Linked DNA regions of Homo sapiens: regions 1 and 2 are each linked to region 3. Evidence: chromatin loops called from intact Hi-C (ENCODE). Cell type or tissue: Caco-2. All regions are shown on one strand.

Region 1 (2,500 bases), 110 kb before region 3:
GCACCTATCAAAAAAAAAAAAACAAAATTAGAAGACTTATACCATATAATTTCAAGACTTACTATTTTAATTAAACAGTGTGATAATGGTGTAAGCATAGACATACACAAAAATGAGACAGAATAGAGGATCCAGAAATAGAATCACTACATATGGTAAATTGATTTTTGATAAAGGTGTGAAAGACATTTAATGAGGAGCAGGATAGTCTTTTCAATAAATGGTTCATGAACAAGTGAATATACCTTTACAAAAATGAACCTCACACCAGATACAAAAATTAACTCAAAGTGGATCATAAACCTAATCATAAAACTAACATTATAAGACTTCTAGAAGAAAACCTTGTGACCTTAGGTTAGGGAAGGATTTCTTAGACAGGACACAGGCATTAACCATAAAAGGAAAAAAAAATGATAAATTAGACTTCAGCCAAATAAAAATAAATTGCTTTATAAAATATACCGTTACAAAACTGAAAATACATGCTACAAACTGGGAGAAAATATTGGCCAAACATATCTCTGGTAGAGAGATATGTTTGTATACAAAATATAGAAAGAATTTTCAAAACTCATTAACAAGAATGTAATGTAATTTTTTAATGTAAAAAGATTTAGGCAGATGTTTCCCCAGTCTATGAGAATGACAAAAAAGCATATGAAAAGCTCTTCAATATCATCAGTCATTAGGACAATGCAAAATAAAGCCAAGTGAGAAAAATGGCAAAGTAAGCGTCTTTGAAAATTCCTCTGTAAAAGCAATGAGAAAACTTGCAATAATGGTCAGGATTAACTCTTTCAGAATTCTAGGAATTAACCAAAGTCTTGTGTGAATCTGGGAAGCAGTTATTCAAGAAAAACAGGTGAACCTTATGAAGAACAATGAGCTTTGTGGCATTGTAAGTTGACCTACTCCCATCCCCATTCTCCAGCTTCACTTTAGCCTTGAAAACTAACAGCCCCACATCACAGTGAAAACCAGCAACCTGGCAGCCACTGGAAGGGGCAGAATAGGTAGGGTTAGAGCTCCTTTAAAATCCCACTCCCAGAGAATTGTCATTTGACCTGTCTGGTGGTTCCCTGGAAGACTTCAATAGCAAGGCTGTATTTATTTACCTGAGTCAGAGCGCAGCCAGTGCCTCCCTGGGGGCATTTGTCAGAGATAGTTACTGGCAGCTGCTTATCATCATGGCTGTCTGAGGTACTGGATAAAGCTTGGGCAAACAATTGATTAACCAAAGAGCCTAAAGGGAAAATCTGAGGAATGAGATGTCCATAGGGGCTCTGAAAAGCTCTGACATATTCCTGAATATCTAAGAAGCCATGTGCATGGGACAGTGACAGGAAAGGCCTGAGAAGGCCCTAAGCTCTCACTTCTGGCTGACCATGAGGCTCCATGAAAGAGAAAATTGAGGGCTGAGGTGGAGCTGTCAACTCTCTTGCTAAGTGTTCAGAGAATGCTCCTGTATTCACACATAGCTGCTTTGCAAAAACTGGGTGACTTATTTGTTCTAGGCACTTAAGACAATATTTGCACAGTCATTAGCTGTCCAGTAAGCTAATTAAGCTGTGACTTCAGTGGCCACCCTCAACAAAGAATGCAGATTTGATAGAATTAGGTCAGTAAAGTTCATTAAACAAACAATAACTACAACAGAAAGCAGCAACAACAACAAAAAATCCTAGAAAGGGGAGAGAAACTGACTTCCAGATTTGCAGCATTATGTTATTTAAAATAACAGTTTTCAAAAAATTATGAAATATGTAAAGAAATAAGAAAATATGACCCATATACAGGGAAAAAAAGCAAACAATAGAAACTGTCTGAAAAAGCACAGACATTAGACTTACTAGACAAATAATTTAAATCAGTTATTTTAAATGTCTTTAAAGAACTAAAATATGCCATGTCCAAAAAACTAAAGGAAATTATGAGACTAATAGCTCACCAAATAGAGACTATCACTAAGGAGATAGAAATTATGTAAAAGAACCAAATACAAGTTCTGGAGTAGAAAAGCATAATAGCTGAAGCGAAAATCCACCAGAGGGGCTCTACCACATATGTGAACTGGCTAAAGAAAGAATTTGCAAATATTAATTAGCATCTTGATAGGTCAATTGAAATGACTCAGTCTGAAGAATAAAAAGGGAAGAAAATGGAGGAAAATCAACAGAACATCAGAGACCCATGAAATAACACCAAGCATACCAAGAGATGCCAAATGGGAGTGGGGACAAGGTAGGTAAGGGGTAGAAAGAGTATTTGGAGAAATAATCACCAAATTTTCCATTTGACGAAAAAAAAAAACCAACAATGACATTAACCTACATATCCAAGAAGCTCAACAAACTCCAAGTAAGATAAAGCCAAAGAGACTGACACCTAGAGAAACCATAATCAAATTGTCAAAAGCCAAATCAAATAACATTCTGCTACACACTAACTAGAATGGTCAAATTTTATTTTATTTTATTTTATATTTTTAGTAGAGATG
Region 2 (2,500 bases), 46 kb before region 3:
GAACATGATACAGACTATGACAGAAGCAAAAGTGGGCTGTGGCTATTTGAAAATCAGAGCATCTTTTAAAAGGGAGACGGCATCTGAACCTTGCCGAGTAGGAATGTTCCAGAAGTAAGAGAGATGACTAGGGTTTCAAGAACAAGGACCAGCACCTATGAAGGCTCTGAGGCACAGACCACTGTGACCTGTGGAGAAGTGGTGAGTGGAGAAGGAGCATGGGTTTGGTGGGGATGGTAGGGAATGGCCAGTAATGGGGTAGGAACAATAAGTCTAAGGCTACATCCCTGAGGGATTTATGACATATGAACACTGGAGAAGCAAGTGGACAGCTGCTGCTCCTCTGTATCTGCACTTTCACAGCAGAAAGTAGAAGGCACCTCTCACCTACCTGATAACGGAGGAGGTGAGAATGTAGGCTTTAGAATCAAGTGGACCCTGGGTTCAAATCCCAGCACTGCTACCTTTGAACAATGAGCTGTTGGGCAAGTAACTGAGCCTCTCTGCACCTCAATAGTTTCGTCTCCTAAACAAGTACCATGATATCCACCCAGGGGAGTGTTGGAAAGGAATAAATAAGGTAAGGTATGTAAAATCTTGATTAGAGTACCTGGCCTACAGTGACTATTTTGAAAGCATTGTTTTGTTATTGTTATTACTGTAATAATTATTATTCCTGTCATTCTATTTGGAATAATGTTACTTCTCATCTATCCTTTACTGCCTATAAAAAAAAGTTAAATTTGAGGCCAATCTTTTCCATATTGGTTATCTCCACAGAGCAAATGAATTTAGAGCCATTACTTGATGGTGAGTGGGGATTACTCAGGTTGGAAGGAACCTCCAAGTGCACATGGCCCGACAAACCTCCTCAATTTACCACTGAGGAGCCTGAGGCCCAGGTACCAAAGGCTGGCCCCTGGCCCCAAAACAGCTTACAGAGAGAACTGGGCTAACCCCTAGGCCTTCAGGCCCCAATCCAGACCCTCCAGATACAGTTCACTGTCTCCCATTTAACCCTGTTGCCAAGTCGACAAGGTCAAGACTAAAATCTACTGCAAACGCCAACCTCTCAGACACAAATCAGAGGGCCCTACCCGACTCACTGGGCCCACAGAGGTTGGTTTGCTTTCTTCACACTCTCTGCAGCATCCACAGGCTGCTGCTCAAATCTGAGAACAGACTCTGCCCTGGAGCCCTCAAAGAGGAGATGAGAGGCCCCTCCCAGCCAGTGTCAGCTTACAGTGGGAACAGGGCCTGGGGCACAGCCAGAGCCAGGCTGACACTGGAATGCTGTTGCTTCCCCATGCTCTCATCCCCAGCAGAGGCAGTGTCAGGCTGTGGCCGGCCTCACCATAGCAAGGGGCGTGTTTCTCACCAGAAGGCCTGGCAGGGTCACTCTGGAGTCAGCCCCTTTTCTGTCATTTGCTGCAGGCTCCCACAGTTTCCCAGAACTGCCCCCTTGGTCAGAGTCACGGTTCTCCTCTGGAAGAGAAGCTCAAGGGCAGACCCTCGGCAGGAAGCAGACCAGCATTTTCTGGAACTTCCCCGGTCGCTCTTCAGACCCCTCACTGAGGGATTTAATGGGAGGACTCACACGGCCTGAACAAGCCAAGTGAAGCACTTGTCTGCTATTCTGTTCCCTTTGTGAGACTCAGAGTACCTGCCATACCCATAGTCAAATTTAAATAAATATTTAACAAAAGGGGTTATTTTCTACACCATGAGAAAAAGAGGTGATTTTCTACACCAGAAGTTATTATTCTCTACTCACAGCTGGCCAGACCGTGGGTGAGGTTCCTAACCCATAGGTAGCCAAGATGTTGGCCCATGTGGGAACCGTGGTCCAGCCAGTAGGACTCTCCTGTGCTGGATGGTACTGACCCATTGAGCCAATCAGATTCTCTCTCGTGCCTTACTGTGTTCTCCAAATACATATTGAGAACTTCCATGTGCCAAGCTCTATGCTAGGTTCCAGTGATACAAACATAGAAGGGGCTCTGTAACCCCAGACCTCTGTGCTCTTAGAAGGAGTTCAGTATAGGAATCCATTCCTTATTAGCAACTTAAACTAACTGTTGGGATTTTGTTGCAACATATACACAACTCTCATTTATAATGTAACAGTTACTTTAAATAAACTGATGAATTTATCAGGACCCTCGAATTCAAGGAACAGAAACCTAACCCAATCTGGCATAAAGAAAAATTAGAATTTACTGGCTCATATCCACAAAGGCTAGGACTAGAGCTGTCCTCAGGAATTCAAATAATGATATCGTCTCTCCCTCTCTCCTTCCTCTCCCACCCCATCTCATTCCATATCTCAGATCTCTGCTTCTCTCCATCTGTTGGACTCATTCTTTCCTCACATAGCAGAGCTTTATTCACACTGCAGGAGACGTGGCATGGGCAGCTCCAGGCTTCATCAACCTAGATTTGCAACTCCCAAGGAAACAAAGATTTCTCTCTCCTAGCACTCAGAGGTAAAATTCAAGGG
Region 3 (2,500 bases):
TGAACAACTCATAGTCAAGACTTCCCAGCCAGTAACAAGAGGAGTCAGCTCAAAGAACAAGCTGATAGAAGGAGGATGACAGCCTAAAAGAATAAAAAGAAATTTGTCCTTAACAATGTTATTAAGCTGCCAAATTGGCCAACCCCAGCACTGTCTTTTCTCTGGCCTTGTAATATGATATGCCACATTTCTTCTCATTTAAGATGCCATCAATTGTGAGATGCACCATTACATTGTCTCTGACTAAAAAAAATTGTAATGCTGTCAAATTAACTATGATGCTATATTATCATTTAGAATTTTTAGAATATATTTTTAGAATATACTTTTAGAATTTTTGAATATAGCTAATGAAAAAGTCCATTTAGATTTACTTATGCCTAGATTTTTTATACCACATATCACTCCTGTGCATTTAAATTTAAATATAAATTTACTAATTTAAAGTAAATTTAGCTGGGCACAGTGGCCCATGCCTGTAATGCTAGCACTTTGGGAGGCCAAGGCAGGCAGATTGCCTGAGCTCAGGAGTTTGAGACCAGCCTGGGCAACACAGTGAAATCCCGTCTGTACCAAAATACCAAAAATTAGCCGGGTGTGGTGGCGTGCGCCTGTAGTTCCAGCTACTTGGGAGGCTGAGGCAGGAGAATTGCTTGAACCCAGGAGGCAGAGGGTGCAGTGAGCCAAGATAGCGCCATTACACTCCAGCGTGGATGACAGAGTGAGACTCCATCTCCAAAAATAAATAAATACATAAATAAATACATACATAAATAAAGTAAATTAGTCAAGGTATTCCTAAATCTGCTTTACATTGAGTCAAACTCTCTTGAATCACTTGTCCAATCAGAGTTATCAATGTTCTAGTTTTTCCACATACGCTTGTCCTCTGTAACATGAAGAACATTGGTGATGCTGTGTTTCTTAAGAAAGTGCCCTTCTGTAATCTCTGGAGTTGTTCCCAAGAGGCCATCACCATTCTGCAGGTTCGAAGCACAAGGGCAGGCAATGCTTAGCAACAGCAATTGCATAACATACCTCATATCAGAGATGTTAAAAATATAAAATGTATGTGTGTGTATACACACGTGTGCATGCTTCTTAGGTTATAAAAAGGGGGCTAACAATTTTTTCTTATTGTTAACACACTTTTAGTTTGGTTTCTATTATTTGCAGTAAAATGCTTCCTTTCTGATTCAAAGGTCATCAGTTTAATAAGTATCAGAGCTTAGATTTGAACCCAGTCATTATAGCTCCAGCCTAGGCTTCTGATCACTATGTTAAACAGCTTTTGTGTTTTAGATAAAGTGGCAGATCTGATTTGTTGATAGCAATTCCCTGGAGTGTTGCATTGAGAAGATTCTGAGGCCTTGGTCTACTATCTGTGACTGCCATGGAATCCTGAGTGGTGAGTCATATTGTACAAAACACATATTTACCTTTCTTAGATAATTGTCTGAACTCTCAACTTTCATTCAAAGCCATGGATTCCTACAGCTAGAATGGGACCAGCCTCAATCTAAACATTTCAGGGTTAATAGTCAGGATAAAAGGATATGCAAATTATGTATTGCACATCTCCAGAGGGTACCATTCACATAGACTATGGTGTAAATGGCAGTCCCTGGTTACGTGCAGTAAACAACTTGCACAATTGTCCATGGCAGGCCTTCAAATAGTAATTCTCTATTTCAACATCATGTATACAAACTTCACAGCTAATTGCAATCATTTATTCTGAAATTTTATACCCAGTATGAAGGTCAAGTTATTTTTATGTCTAATTAAATTTCTCCTGTTTAAATTGAATTTTCTTCCTGGATGACACAGACTTAAGAATAATACAAAGCATTTAGTCTGGCTCTGTGGAGGCTTGATATTCATCAAACATAAGTGAATCATTAAAAATCTTTCATATATTTGAAGGCAATAATTAAGTCTCCTATTCTCATTAGCTTCTCCAGTTAAACAAACCCAATTTACTTCACAAGCTATTACTATGGGTCAGGAACTATCCATGCTAAGCACTTTGATTCAGGACAACCTTTCATCCTCACTATAACGCTATAAGGTGGGCAGTTATCCCATCTTATGGGTGAAGATGGTGGTGGGTAGAAGTGCAGATGCTGAAGTCAGACTACCTGGATCCAAAATATCCTGCTCCATATGACCTTGTGCAAGTCACTTAGTCCCTTTATGCTCCCGTTGCCTCAACAATGAAATGGAGATATTGCAGTACCTACTTCATAGGATCGCCTCAGTGTTTCTAGGATTCAGCATAATGTCTGGCACTTAGTAGATAATCAACACTCTTTTGCTGGTATTGTGATTATAGTTCCAACATTCCACATGCAGGAAGGGACTGAGCAGGGATTTGAACTCCAGGACGCTTTTCCCCACTCTGCCTCTCTAACTCTGCCACAGATTTGAAAAGGACTTTAGAGACTCTGTCATCCAAACTCTTCGTTTCACAAACAGGGGACCAGAGGCCCACCAAGGA

The links. Peaks named below come from ENCODE experiments on the same cell type or tissue, not always from the same donor. Only the 100,000 strongest peaks of a DNase experiment are listed, where the experiment ranks them.
Region 1: a loop joins it to region 3, with 2.6 times the contacts of the local background. A loop is called at or near these places in 4 of 110 quality-filtered maps.
Region 2: a loop joins it to region 3, with 2.5 times the contacts of the local background. A loop is called at or near these places in 27 of 110 quality-filtered maps.

What each region holds. Positions count from the first base shown.
Region 1 is chr5:159,570,691-159,573,190 of GRCh38, reverse strand. LOC105377684 (a long non-coding RNA gene) reads right to left here. Exons shown (of 20, transcript XR_941139.3): 9 at 1-4. Among named protein-coding and RNA genes, the nearest start is that of LINC01845, 110 kb to the right of the region's middle. In Caco-2, no CTCF peak of the experiment used is centred here; a DNase peak (open chromatin) is centred at 1,140.
Region 2 is chr5:159,509,286-159,511,785 of GRCh38, reverse strand. LOC124901123 (a long non-coding RNA gene) reads left to right here. Exons shown (of 2, transcript XR_007059022.1): 1 at 1-201. Among named protein-coding and RNA genes, the nearest start is that of LINC01845, 44 kb to the right of the region's middle. RefSeq lists an enhancer at 1,360-1,860. In Caco-2, no CTCF peak of the experiment used is centred here; a DNase peak (open chromatin) is centred at 1,275.
Region 3 is chr5:159,463,126-159,465,625 of GRCh38, reverse strand. It overlaps LINC01845 (long intergenic non-protein coding RNA 1845), which reads left to right. Exons shown (of 7, transcript NR_027110.2): 2 at 1,289-1,408. Among named protein-coding and RNA genes, the nearest start is that of LINC01845, 1.9 kb to the left of the region's middle. In Caco-2, no CTCF peak of the experiment used is centred here; a DNase peak (open chromatin) is centred at 1,375.